2 separate regions of the Homo sapiens genome follow, and region 2 is linked to region 1. The links are chromatin contacts, found by Hi-C or POLR2A ChIA-PET in ENCODE. All regions are on one chromosome and are shown on one strand. Each heading gives the region's core, a stretch centred on a gene start or an enhancer-like site at or near the end of the contact. The rest is flanking DNA. Distances are from core to core; before and after follow the strand shown. Region 1 has its middle 38 kb from the start of DAAM1. Region 2 overlaps DAAM1 (dishevelled associated activator of morphogenesis 1).

Region 1 (7,162 bases), core at 1,965-4,464:
GAAAATGTTTTTGAAGTGGAGTAGGGAAAATGAGAATGGCAGTATTTATATATATTATTTTATAGGATACTTGGAGAGGGTGTGAAACCTGAATGGGGTTTCAATAAGAGGTTTTGCACAATGGATGATAAGTTGAAGCTCAGTATAGAAAGTGTTGTGTAGATGGTAGGCTCAGGGTCAAAAAAAGAGGTGAGAAGGCAGGAAAGATAAGCCTCCTCTTATTCAAGTAAATTTTGTCAAGTCTCTGATGGTATCAGAGGTTCAACAACCTCTGGCTTTGCCTATTACTATAAAACACCCTCACCTTAGCATCAACTGTTTAAAGAAGGCAGAATAAACATCAAGAAAGGTTTTTTTTTTTAATTATGAAGGTAGGCTTAAAAACAGATTAACAACGCATAGCAAATGTTGGTTGCATATAGGCTGCTTGTTGTTGCTATTAGAAATGCAAGTTTGGTGAATTAAAATTGCATGGAAGCATCTTTTTCTTTAAACAGTGTAATTATGGTGGGTTCATCTTTATAAAATGGGCAAATGAAATGAATAACAGCCCAATTTAACTAAAATATTCAGGACATATAATTGTAGACCAAATTGGTTTATTTTGGCTTAAACCATTTGAATAATTACGTTAGTTCTTCCATCGATTTAAATGTGAAATCAATCATTCTGTCAACCCATGCATTGTTCTGGAGTTTCCCAACTCTATTCTCCATACTGAAGGATTTACTTACCTACAACTGGTAGGCATCAGCACTTAGAAAACCCTCTACCATTACAACATATAACATTATTAACAAGTAAAAGTCTGAGATGAGTTTTATGCATAAATAAAAGCAAACCACTGGGGAGATGATCATCTATACCTCCGTTGATGATACTCTCTCAGCCTTGGGCAAGAAAATGATCAACATCATCAAATATTTATTGGCACCCGTAGGAGTGCTGCTTCTGCACTGGGATTGCCGCCTGCTCTCTTCTGGGGGTTAAATAGAGTTGAAACTTCAACCCCTCAAAGAAAAACTAAAAATTTATGTGTGAACTGAGCTTTAAAAATGAACATTTTTGCATACTTCTATCTATCATATACACACTTATACTGGAGTCAAACTCAAAACTCCAAATCCTTAAAACCATCAGAAGGTATATTTCCTTGTTTAAATATCAGATGATTGAGAACTTTCAGACTATGATTCTTTTGAATTAGAGTGATGATGAATGTTCAGGGTTGAGGGAAGCAGTCAGGGCTCTGGATAGTCTATCACTGCTATCAATTTTATGTTTTTATACATGTATAATATATATAATGTTATATATCATAATATTTTATATATATATACTTAATCATTATATGATTCTCCTGTTGATACCTTATCCAGTTTTAAATTTTTCTGGGCATTCTTTTTTTTTTTTTTTTTTTTTTGAGATGGAGGCTCACTCTGTCGCCCAGGCTGGAGTGCAGTGGCACGATCTCGGCTCACTGCAAGCTCTGCCTCCCAGGTTCACACGATTCTCCTGCCTCAGCCTCCCGAGTAGCTGGGACTAGAAGCACCTGCCACCACGCCTGGCTAATTTTTTTGTATTTTTAGTAGAGACGGGGTTTCACTGTGTTAGCAAGGATAGTCTCGATCTCCTGACCTCATGATCCGCCCGCTTCGGCCTCCCAAACTCCTGGGATTACAGGCGTGAGCCACCTCATTTCTGGGCATTCTTAGAGCCCATCAATAAATAACTTTATTCTCACTGAATTTTCATCAGTTGTGTGTAATTACCTGCCCTCATCAGGTCAAGTGAAATTCCAATACTTGAGTCTTTTCTTCATAAGAATAATTTATTTCAAGACTATTCTTCCTCCTCTGGTTGTGAGATCCACGTTGGTGATTTGGAATGGTTAAACTTAACCAGGACAGCATGGGAAAGACTAGAAAGGGAGATGGGCCTGGGATGAGCCCTACTTACAGACACAGTGCCAACCCTGGGAGGCAGACCCTGCAGCAATGCTGGGAGGAAGCCAGGTAAGCAGAATGAATAACCTGGAGTGTTCACAAAAACCACTAGCACAGCATGTTACAAACATGAATTCCCAGACCCCACAGCTAGAGAGAGATTCTGATTCAGTGGGGTTATGTGGATCAAAATAAACCACATTTTAAACAATACTCCAGGGTGATTCTGCTGCAGGTGGTCTCTGGATTACACTTTGAGAAATACTGATCTAGTGGGTTACAAAATAGATGACAGCTGATAGGAAAGTCAATTGGCAACAGGAATGTCACATCCTGGGAATGGGGCATTGTGGGGGCTGGACAGAGCCTTGGCTGAGGAATTCAGATACAAACAATATTTTGAGAGCTGAACTGGCAAGCAGTGGCAGTAGGAAAGTCCCAAGGATCCCATCTCTAGCCTTTGGAAGAAGGGCTGTGAAGAACCAGCCAGTGCCATATCACGGAGGACAAGGGCTCAGGCCCAGGGGACAAGGCATCCATCTGACCCAGAGCATCAGGGGAAAGATGGGGCTTGGACTAAAAAAGAACTCCTGTTATGGGTTGAATTTTGTCCCCCCAAAAGATATGTTGGAGTCCTAATCCCCAGGACCTCAGAAGTCAAGCATAAGATTACAGGGGTAATCAAGCTAAACTGAGGTCATTGGGGTGAGCCCAAATTCAATATAACTGGTGTCCTTATAAAAAGGAGAAATTTGGATATAGAGACAGACACCTGGAGGGAATGTGGATGTGAAGACACATAGGGAGGAGACAGCCATGTGAGTGGAATGGTGCGCCTGCAAACCCAGGAGAAACAAGGATGGCTGGCAAACACTGGAAGCTAGAAGAGGCAAGGAAAGTTTCACCCCAGAGTTGTCAGAGGAAGCATAGCCCTGCCGACATCTTAGTTTCAAGCTCCCAGCTTCCAGAACTGTGAGATTGTACATTTCTGTTGTTTTAAGCCACCCAATTTATGGCACTTTGTTACTGCAGCCCTTGCAAACTAATACAACCCCTGTACTTCTTCCCTTCCCCATCGCCACTACCCTGGCTCCAGCCACATTACTCTCTGTGGCAGCTTCCTGATGAATTCCTCCTCAAAAGCTTTGCCTACCTCCTCTCCATTCTCACTTCTGTGGCCGGAGTGGTCTTTTTAAACACAAACTGATCAGTTTATTTGCTTGCTTCAAACTTGGTTTCACTTCCCATTTGTCTAGTTAAGGATAGAGTCCAAACTGCATAGCATGGCTTATGGCCCTCTTTGGACTGGCCCTGCCCACTTCCCCATCCTTGTCTTTTGAGATTTACTCTGTTTCTCTTACCCTTCACTCCTCATATTTACCCTCCAAAACTAACAGTTTTTAGAATATGTCATATTTTCTTTCCTTCTGACCTTGGTAGATACTGAATCCTCTGCTTAGGAGTCTTCTCCTCTGCCTCTTTTGCTACCTAAGTCATACCGCGCTTTAGGTCTTGTATCTATCAGTGCTCTCCAGATAAACAATAGGTTAGATGGATGGAGAGATGGAGAGATTACATAGATCGGTAAGAGGAGATTTATTATGGGAATTGGTTCATGCGATTATGGAGGCTGAGACGTGCCACCATCTTCCATCTCCAAGCTGGAGAACCACGAAAGCTGATGGAGTAATTTGGCCCAAGTTCAAAGGCCTGAGAAACACAGAAGCTGATGGTATAAGTCCAAATCCAAGGCCAAAGGCTTGAGAACTGAGGGGGCTGCTGCTGCAAGTTCTGGAATCCAAAGGCCTGAGAACCAGGAGAACTAATGTCCAAGGGCAGGAGAAGATGGATTCCTCAGCTCAAGAAAGAGAGAGAGAATTCACTCTTCCACTTCCTTCTTGTTCTCTTCAGGCCTTCAGTGGATTAGATGATATCCACCCACATGGATGAGGGCAGATCTTCTCTACTCACTCTACTGATTCAAATTCTAATCTCTTCCAGAAACACCCTGACAGGTGCACCTAGAAATAATGTTTTCAGCTATCTGGGCATTGCTTAACCTAATCGAGTTGCACAAAATTAACCACCATGGGCCTCATTTTGGATGTCATTTCTGTGACACTTGGATTTGATGTCCTTCTTGAGTATTCACAGCACCATGTAATGCCATAGTCAGAGCTTGTGCAGTACTGGGTTGTCACTGACTGCTTACTTGTTGGTGCTTGACCCACTAAATCTAAGTTCCATGAGTACAAAAATCAGACCAGTGGTAGTTCCGATACCTCTACAGGAGAGAATTTGAGTAACAATCTAGTGAAAAGAAGGGCTAGGAGTGGCCAGGCACGGTAGCTCACACCTGTAATTCCAGCACTTTGGGAGCCCAAGGCAGGTGGATTGCTTGAGCTCAGGAGTTCAAAACCAGACTGGGCAACATGGTGAAACCTCATCTCTACAAAAAAGACAAAAATTAGCCAGGCATGGTGGCTCACATCTGTAGTCCTGGCTACTTGGGGGTTTGAGGCAGGAGGATCGCTTGGGCAGGGGAGGTCAAGGCTGCAGTGAGCTGTGTTTGTGCCACTGCACTCCAGCCTGGGTGACAAAGTGAGACGCTGTCTCAGAAAACAAAAACAGAAACAAAGAAGGACTAGGAGTTTATTTGTGTTGAGGAAGGGGCTAATGGAGATGATGGTATATCTAAGGCCTCCCGAAACTATCCCTTGTATTGCCTCTAGCAGGCATTATATCTATCTTGTTTACTGCTGTGTCTGGCACATAATGGATGCTCAAAAATGTTAAGTACACCAATGACATTGAATACATGGGAAGTTTCATGACCAGTTATGCCCAAGGTCAGAGCCAGATGAACTAATTTCAAATGGAACAGAAACATCTTAAAATTCTTCTTGCCTAAGCTCAGGATTGGTCGTAGGTAAGGTAGGCTACTGGAAGAAGAGAGAGGCAAAGACTAGGAGCCAGGCTAAGCTCCGTCATAAGAAAGGCTGACTAGCTGTTCCTCATCAGTTCCTCTGACCTTGGTCTTTTCTATTGTTCATTGAAAGTGCAGCTTTTATTACCTACTATTTACCAGCTGCTCACTTCTTTTGTAGCGAAATGAAAGAGCACCATTTCTCTAAGATAGATAGTCTATGTAAGAATGATTTTATCTCTCTCTAAAGATGCTTTGCACAGCACTCACACTCTTGCATGCTTATTTAATGGACTTGCCTCAGGCATGGCCATTCCAAATCCCATGAAATGGTATCTTTTTAGGGAATGGTAACAACAGCATTAAAAGGGGACATTAAAATAGAAAGGGATTGGAAGGGAGAATAAACATAACTGAATGATGGCTAGTGAGGGCAAACTTTGGAGGAAGGATTTATATGGATTTTGAAGAGAACTAGACTTACTAAGAGCATAGAATCCTGACAATTACATTGTTAGATAGCCACAGGAATTTATTGAGTATCTTCAAGGAGTAGTATCTCAGAAATTAAGGAGGACATGGAAAAGGAGTGAGAACTTTCCTAAGCACATTGTATACATTAATGGAATATATACAATGGGAAAAATTTATGTGTAGCTAATACTGCATTTCTATGATGTATATTTGGGAGAGAAATAGATCAGAGGAAGAGACTAGCAGCCACGTAACATTGTACTGTTCCCTGCATTTATCTTTTCCTGTGGAAATGTAGGTTGCTCTCTGGGCCAGGAAGGCAAATTGGTTTCATCTTAAATGCCATCTAAGAGAGATAATAGCTCATATCAGCAGTAGTGGTGTGGGGAAGAATTCTGAGAGTACATCTAGGCTCACTGCGAAAAAAGTGTCATGATAAATTAGTGATGTCTGCCAGTTAACGGAGGGAAAGGAGGGAGAACAAAGGCATTATATATTTGCATAAACTTGCCATCCCTGTTCTAGACCATTGGCAGAAATCTGAGTATCCTCAGGGGCTTTCAGTTTCTATTTTCTTCTTTAAGTATAAGCCAGAAGTTTGCTCTTCTAAGACACTCTTTTGATGAGATAAAAGATCTTGTCTTCAAGTTTGAAAAATACGAGATTCAATGAAAAATTCACATATACTTATCCTAATTCCCAATTCAATAAGATTGCTCATTAATAATAAAATAAATTTTTAAAAATGCTTTAAAACACCTATCAAATATTAAAGATGAAAAAAGGGAAAGCAGCATTATTTGAGAAAGTTTAGGGAATTGTATAATCTCATACAATACTGACTAAAGTGTAATTTGGTATAACCTTTCTGGAAAGCCATCAGGTAATATATATTAAGAGCCTAGAATATTCATATCCTTTCATTCAGTGATTTCAGTAACCAAAACTTATCTTAATCATGTAATCAATTAGAAACACAGATTCATATTTAAAGATATTTAATACACGTTGTTTTTTTAATAACAAATAGTTGAGAATAACCTAAATATCTAACAAGATGGGATTGATTAAATAATATTATGTACAATTAGCATATTAATATGGCAGCCACCAAAAAGTCCTCAAAGATTATTTTTTAAAAAAGTTGATATTATCTATTAAGTGAAAAATACAAGCTAGAAAGTACAATGTAGAGTATGATTGTAATTTACTAAACACATCTTTTTCTCTTTAAGAGTGTATGTATTAATAGTGTCACAAGCACATGCAGACACACACACACGCACACACACACACACACCACAGACTGAAGGGACATATCCCAAATATCAACAGGGATGATGGGTGAATTTTTATCTATTTTTATTTTTTGTACTTTCCGATTTTTTCACAATAAAATGTAAAAAAGGGAAAGAAGATAATTACTTGTTAAAAATTTACCAATGTTCCAAGTTACCTTTGGGTGGTCTAGCCTGTCCATTTATCTCCAGCTAGGACGAACAGAATTCTTTATCATAGTTTGCTATCTCAGCATACATTGTACAAAGCATGCTACAAATAATTTTCCCTGTGATTTCTATAGACAAAGGGATTGTAACATTGGAGGGAAAGAGGGGGCATAAATAATTAGGGTAAAGCCAGGCTGCAAGTCATTGGCAAAGCCTTAAAGAAAATTCAACACTCCAGCTTTCTAGCCCCAAACTTGAATCCCTCCACCACACTCTGTTCTATTGTTCAAACTCATTTGGCTGTCACATGCCCTCTAATCAGTTAGAATTCAGTCTTTGCAGAATTGGAACGTGAATGAAAAGGTTTT
Region 2 (7,162 bases), core at 2,531-5,030, 180 kb before region 1:
TGGAGGGAGGAAAAAGGAGACATCATGGAAAAAAATAGATCCCGAGTATTCATTTGCGAGTAGAAAAGAGAGCAGTTCAAGTGAATTATATAATGCACTGCCAAGACTGAAATGAAAATGCATAGGTCTTGAGTATTTCCATTGGTCATGAGATAAGGGGACATTTAATGACAGGCAACCCATTTTCTTTACTGTGTCCTATATATTCCAACTAAAGTGTCCACATCTTTGGATTTTCTATCAGAATTCAGTAATTTCAATAAAATGGCTCAAATTATCCTTATTTAGAAAATATATTTACAGTTAAAAAATTCTCATTTCAAATTCTTGCACCAAAAGAGAAAACCTACTTGAATTACTCAAGCTGATCAGGTATGCTGAAATGTTTCTCCAGGAAGTGCTATTGAAAATATGGTCACAACTGATTCTACTTACTGGTCTACTTAGTGTTAAGTATAACTGAAATGTTCTGGACTCTCCTGACTGGAATGCATACTGATTACTTAAACAGTGTTGGTTGCTAGGAGACAATTACCCAATTGCTAGGCTTTCTGCAATCTTGTCTCCCAGAGCTCTTGAGAACTGTCCACATATTTGTCCCAGAGCATTTTGGCAGTATCCTTCTGCACCTTCTGCTGAAAGCCAGTTAATTATGAGTCTTGTAAACTTAGGTCTTTCAACCACCTGCCTTTATAATAAATGCAACCCACATGCTCAGACTTGAATAGCATCATTTGGAACAACTGCTGCTTTTCCTTCCTTTAATTTACTTCTCTACGTTCTCAAATCTTCATATTAGGCAACCAGCATGGAACAGTATCAGCGATCAAAACTGAAGTGGGAAAGCAATGGGACATGTAGCCAGGTTAGAAGATTATTTGAATTATCAGGAAATTTGCTAAAATGGATCAAGATTCCATGTCAAGGCCAAGGAGACACCTTCTCAGGACAGCAGACAGAGAAAGAGGCAGCATGTTGCAGCCAATCAGGAATGAGTCTGGTCACAGTCCCTGCCACGTGAGGACTCTAAAGACAACTTTTGTCCTTTGAAGGATAAATTGTTTTGCTTTCTATTGGCCAATGCCTTATCTTCATTGTGTTTTTTTCATCTTCCCTTATTTGGTGTGTATAGCATTGCCCAAGTTTGCCTTTCTACTTACAGTAGGGGTGGGCAGCTGAGGGCTCCTGTTTTAAGGGTTCATGTCACTATGGCAGGCAACCGCCTCTATTTTTGTATTTTATTAAAGTAGCATAAAAGGCATTGCAGAAAAGCTTTCCCTTTCTTAAGGAAAAATATTCATTTAAATATTGGCTTTTCCCCCCCATTTCAGATGTATCAAAGGCCATTTTGAAAAACAAAACAAAATGAAACAAGAAACCCTTAGTTTTTGTTTCTCCCCCTAGCCTGAGTCCATCTACTCTTTTGGTGCTCAGTATTTCTTTTCTGATACACTCTTTCTTGGGGACTAAGCCAAGGAAACCAACTAGGAAGTCTGCTGCTTGTTTAAGGATGCTCCACCCATGATTCATCTGGGAGTTAAGGGCCTCTCAGTAAAGCCCAAGGAAAGCCCCGTAAGAGGCCCAGCATTCGTGTGTTCCTGTTTAGGATGAACTCTGCTCTCTCCATCATTCCACCTCTTCAGTCATACTTAAGAATCTTTCTTCTCACACTACTGGACTCAAGTTTTCTCTTCTCAAGGCTTTGATTATTTGGGATCCTACTCCACCTTTTCTTTTTTCTTCTGAAACTCTCCAGACCTGGCCACCTTGCTGTGTTCTCTTCTGGTCTAACTTTAAGAGGCTGTATCACGATGCCCTCTTGAAGAACAAGAGGTACCACACAGATGTGACTGGGGCTCACATAGTGATGCCTTGTCAATGTGGAGTGCCAGCAGGCACCAAATCACATGTTTTTGCTACTATTACAAAAGCTTTGCTCACTTTTCAGTAGCGTCTCTGGTCCTATTTGCACCATTACCATCTCCCCACTTGCTCGGTCTTTACAACCCCACTTCTGTTCATGACATATAGTAAAAACTCCTAAGTTCCATCTACTGGCCAAATTATAGTCATTTAAAAACCTCCATACTTCTAAAAATTCCATCCATTTCACAAAGAATTCTGCTTCAAATGGTAACCATTTGATATGTATTTTTAAAAAATTCAGATGAACCAAAATAGCTTTAGATACAAACATTGTGGGGTGACAATTTAAGTTACTTAACTCTTCTACTTTCTCCTGGTGAACCATTTTGACTAAATACAAGTGACAGCATACAAAACTCTTTACACCAATAGAGACAAGGTCTTAGACATATACCAGATATGAAACTCCCTAACAAGGAGCTTATATATCTTCGACTGTTCACATACAACTAACAGGCACTTGGACGGAGACACGGACATGCACAGGGTAGATCCAACAGCCTAGAATTCATATGCCGGTCACATCACGGCCATGGCTGATGGGCCAGAGATCATGCATAAGACATGATTTTTCTACCTTTTTGGTGTCTGGAGGGCATATGCTGTTACCTGCTGTCTTTGATAGGCAGAGAAGGTTCTTTCCAGGTCTTCAAGATCTAGAATTTTGAAGACTTTTGTATCATCAATTTCGGTCCATACTGTTCCTTCCAGTTTGTTCTAGAAACATCAATGTAATAAGTGCTATAGTTTACAGTTATACATAAAAAGAACAGGGATGGTTATTTAAAAAGTGCTTCTATCCCAAATTTTTCAGTCTACCAGACACTCAAAGTGACGGGTTTCAAACAATGTGTCATTTATTTCAGAAGCTTTATCACTTAAATATCTGAGCTAGTGAGAACTCTTGGTCCACATTAGAAAATGAAATCATTTAACAGCCAGGGCTGTTTTCCCTTTCAGTGATAACACAATGAGCTGCTAATGCTATCCATTAAAGGGAAAACTGGAACAAATGGCTCACCTCGGGCAGTTTAGACCAGTTGAAGGATTTCAGGGCATTTGTGGGCTGAGGAATGCTTTTCTTCTTCAGTGCTAGGCCCATTGGAGCACCAGGAGGTGGCATGATTGCCCCTAAGGGAGGAGGCCCTGGGGGAGGAGGAGGGCCACCTGGAGGGAGGGGAGGCGGTGGAGGGGGAAGCATCCCACCTGGTAGAGGTGGGGGTGGTGGGGGAGGAAGGAGAGATCCAGGCACAGAGGAAGGAAAGGGCCCTCCTGGTGCTCCAGGCGAGGGTCCACCTGGGATTGAAGCACAGACGGCCCTCTGAAAAGATAAAAATAGGAAAAGAAAGATCAATGGAAGAAGTAAATTCATTGAATGATTTAAGAGTCTGTAACTTGGCCTAAAATGTTTATTATAGAGAAATTCACCCTTCTGAGAATGTTTAAAGGATCGGTAAAGTCGAATGGACTCTTTTGGGCCTTTATGGACTCCAGTGCATCAACCTTTTGTACCTGACACTCAAGTACTTGTCTGGGATGCATTCATATCTCTCTCACTTCTTGCACCATCACAGACAGTCTGGTTTTCATGAAGTCAGTTTTCACTTTAAGAAGCTAATGCAATTTCCTTTGCTCTTAGATTTGTACAGTATTTAAAAATGCACCCCCAAACAGCCTCTGCTGCCTACATGATAGCAGAGGGAGTGAGTCTCCTAATTGTGATGAATCATGAGCCATTTCAGATTTTATTCCCCCAGTATGAAGTTCTCTACTTAAGGGTGAGGGGCTCTAGGGTCAGTGAGGCCTTGGCAGCTGCCCGTGAGCTGAGCGGAAGACCTCACCCTGCTGAGCTCATGGAGCTGTGCTGTGAGGTCCGCCACCTGCTGCTTGACTTGCTTATGCTCAGTAGTCTCCTTTTCAAGTTTCTCTTTCATTTTATTTAAGGTCTGCATCATCTCTTCCTTCTCTTGAGTCTTAGCATCACATTCTCGTTCTTTCTTTTCCAGTTTCTGTTGTAGCTCATTGTGCTCTACACGAGAAAACAATTGGACATGAAAACAGGAGAGTCTTCAAAGCTGAAGCATTTTCTCTAAAAGAAAATTGACTGAGGATGATGGCAGAGATTATGAGGATCTTTATTAGGTAAATATTATTCCTCTTCTCCATCAAAGGGAGCAACTCAAAGGCTAAATGATGTTTGTGCTTGGAGTGGGCTTCGGATGAACAATGTTATTATTAACTACGTAAGAGACTGAAGAAGAGAGCCTACACTCACAGTTCTAAACACAGAACAAAAGTTTGAGTGACTTCTTGTGGAGGAGAATGGTAACTGTTTGGTAGTTGATTCAGAATCTTGTCATTAAAATGGTCCTTTAGCAATACAAGGAAAAAAATAAATATTCAAATGGCCTCTTTTCACAAATTAGAAGTGAGACAAAGAGTAGTTCAGCTTTTATGAATTAGGTTTGCCAGCTCACATCCAACCAGCCGAAGGGCTGGAAGGGAGGGTCTCACCTGTGAGGAAGAGCTGCTGTCAGACCCAGGGTTTGTCCCCAGATGGAATCACTTCTCCCATCTCCCCTCAGAAGGCTACTTGAAGTATTTTATGCTTTCAGTAAACAATTATTAAGGCATATGAAAGCAAATGTTATCATCTCAGTATTAAATATCTTAAGGGGAGTGGGGTCAGTAGAACGCGAAAATCATGGTAACACAGGGGAGAAAAATATTGACTCTTAGCTGTAGTTTTACTGACTTCCTCAATCCTGCTATAATAAAACAGGGCATCCAATTCAGCATAATGCATATTCACATTGCCAATGAATACAAGCTTGCTGAAAGGAGTGATGAGTTTTGGAAAAGAGAACTAACAAAGTTTAGGCTGCGGATTTTTATTTCAAATACATGTCCCCAATTCCTATTCTTTTTATATCAATAAATCCACTAGAGGTATAACCCACTGGGGCCGAGCTATACTAATAGAGCTGGTCTCTATTTCTGAATTTGCTAACACATTTAAATTCTTGTTTTCTCTGTCTCTGACCTTCTCTCTCCTGAGTTCCCCCAAATTAGAGTTTACAGAGAGGAGTTCAAGCCACTAAAATCCCTGGATTTTGTCAGCAATCCACTTCTACCACTCTGTTGTTGCCTCCCTAACTTCTCCAGAAATACATCCAAAAATGACCTCTCTATATCCCATTTTCCTTCTTTTATCTCCATTTCATTCTTCTTTCACAATTTCAGGACTAGAAACTTGCCTTCCTCTCACTGGTCATTAGCTTTTGATGAAGCTGGCTGTGTCTCAGAATTACCTGAGAACTTTCAGCATTTCAAGACTCCCCAGACACTATTCCAAGAAGTCTATTTTGTAGGTCGACTACAGGGCTTAGATGATCCTGATGTATGCCAGGTTTGGGAAGCTCCAGCCTAAATGACTCTCTCCACAAATGGTATCTATTTACCATTCAGTCACTAAGCTTTTATTGAGCACTTCCTGGGTGTGCTGCCCTAAAGAGAATTCTCCCCAAATATTCTCTACATTTTAGGTCCACAGAACTTCTGTCTCCTTATCACTTCTACCCTTGGACTATTTTAACAAAATATGCCCTCTTGAATACAATTTTGCCACCTGAAGCTTCTAGAAAAAAACTAACATTTAACTATAATCTTTCCTCTTTTAGACTCTACCCATCATTTCACTTTAAAACACTAAAACAACCTGTTCCTCCCACTGACATTGGTGATTTTCTTTTGTACCATCTCAGCCACCTAAATCCTGCAACAGTGGCTATCATTTATTGTGCAACTAGTATGTGCCAGACACTATGCTAATGATCTTATATTTGTTTTGTCATTTAATCTTCACAACCACGCTGTGAGTCAGGATTAATCCTCAGGTTGCAAAGGTCGAGACTGGGGGAGAAGAGAGGAAATCACTTAGCCCATCCACACAGTGAGAAAGGGGGAGAGCTGAGACTCAGACCCAGAGCTCAGCACAGTGCCTGACACATACAGGCATTCAACAGGTATTCACTGAATGAACGAATGAATGAATGACTCGAAAGCTTACATCCTAAGTGCTCTCCTCAACCTGCACACTTGAGTCTCCATGCTCTAGAGTGTATTCCTAAAATATCCACTCATTGACTATTTTCTCTTTGGTTTAATCTCTTTACCCTGATTTTTAGTCAATGTTTCTATCATTTTTGTAGCAGTTTCTGAAATTTATTTTTTAAAATGCATGTGCAATGTCACTTATTTGGGAGCAATCTGAATACATATGAGGAACTCGTAACATAACAGTAGTTAGTTCACAATTGGTATTTTCTGATATCAGTTATGGCCCTGCTTTTCTGCTCAGTGGAAATGTGATGAGAGAAAAGGAAATGCTTAGGCATCTCTGGGACCTGCTTTTCAGCACATTAAATATTGGGGTGAATGCTATTGTATTTCATTGGCTGTGAGTGAATAACTTGGACAAGGAAAAGGAAGTCAGTTAACCAGTATGGTGAGAGCATGGTAGCTGGCAGTATGATTATTTCCACAAAGAGGCCAACTTCAATTTGTTAATATTTTAAAACAGGAAGGAAAATTACATACATTTCTCTGTATGGCTGGTACACTGATGGACATAAATGTCTCTCCTATCATTTGATACTAAGAGATAATATCAAAGACATATTCAAATACACACTAATAGCTGGCCAGCTAATGTTTCGTAACACATATCTCAGCAATGGTCACTGATTTTCTGAATGACTTCTCTTTTTATAACTGGTACCAAATCAAGGTCATGGACAGAATTGGGTTATTGAAACCAAGTAGGCCGGGCGCGGTGGCTCACGCCTGCAATCCCAGCACTTTGGGCAGCCAAGGCGGGTGGATCACGAGGTCAGGAGATTGAGACCATCCTGACTAACATAGTGAAACCCCATCTCTAATAAAAATACAAAAAATTAGCCGGATGTGATGGCGGGCGCCGGTAGTCCCAGCTACTCGGGAGGCTGAGGCAGGAGAATGACGTGAACTTAGGAGGTGGAACTTGCAGTGAGCCGAGATGGCGCCACTGATTCCAGCCTGGGTGACAGAGCAAGACTCCATCTCAAAAAAAAAAAAAAAAAAAAAAAAGAAACCAAGTGACCTGTTCTTCTCTTTTAAAATTTTGGATAATTCCTCAAGTCCCTTATTACATTTCTTAAAACCCAGTATGATTTAAAGAGCCATGACGGAGTAGGGG

The links. Hi-C counts contacts between places; a loop is a spot of excess contacts on that map. ChIA-PET counts read pairs that join two places held with the same protein, here RNA polymerase II (POLR2A). Pooled maps may share reads with other maps.
Region 2: a loop to region 1 is called in a pooled map, with 2.0 times the contacts of the local background. The contact joins two enhancer-like sites. A Hi-C loop is called at or near these places in 1 of 50 pooled maps. POLR2A ChIA-PET finds 5 or more read pairs at or near these places in 2 of 52 experiments (H1 and naive thymus-derived CD4-positive, alpha-beta T cell).

The regions. Positions count from the first base shown.
Region 1 is chr14:59,147,208-59,154,369 of GRCh38, reverse strand. No RefSeq gene overlaps it. Among named protein-coding and RNA genes, the nearest start is that of DAAM1, 38 kb to the left of the region's middle. Within about 2 kb of position 3,214, at least 2 of the 41 ENCODE cell types and tissues checked have a DNase peak (open chromatin) inside an H3K27ac peak, as active enhancers do.
Region 2 is chr14:59,327,294-59,334,455 of GRCh38, reverse strand. It overlaps DAAM1 (dishevelled associated activator of morphogenesis 1), which reads right to left. Exons shown (of 25, transcript NM_001270520.2): 13 at 3,768-3,955; 14 at 2,948-3,247; 15 at 2,536-2,643. Among named protein-coding and RNA genes, the nearest start is that of GPR135, 130 kb to the left of the region's middle. RefSeq lists enhancers at 2,630-3,438, 3,841-3,890. Within about 2 kb of position 3,780, at least 6 of the 41 ENCODE cell types and tissues checked have a DNase peak (open chromatin) inside an H3K27ac peak, as active enhancers do.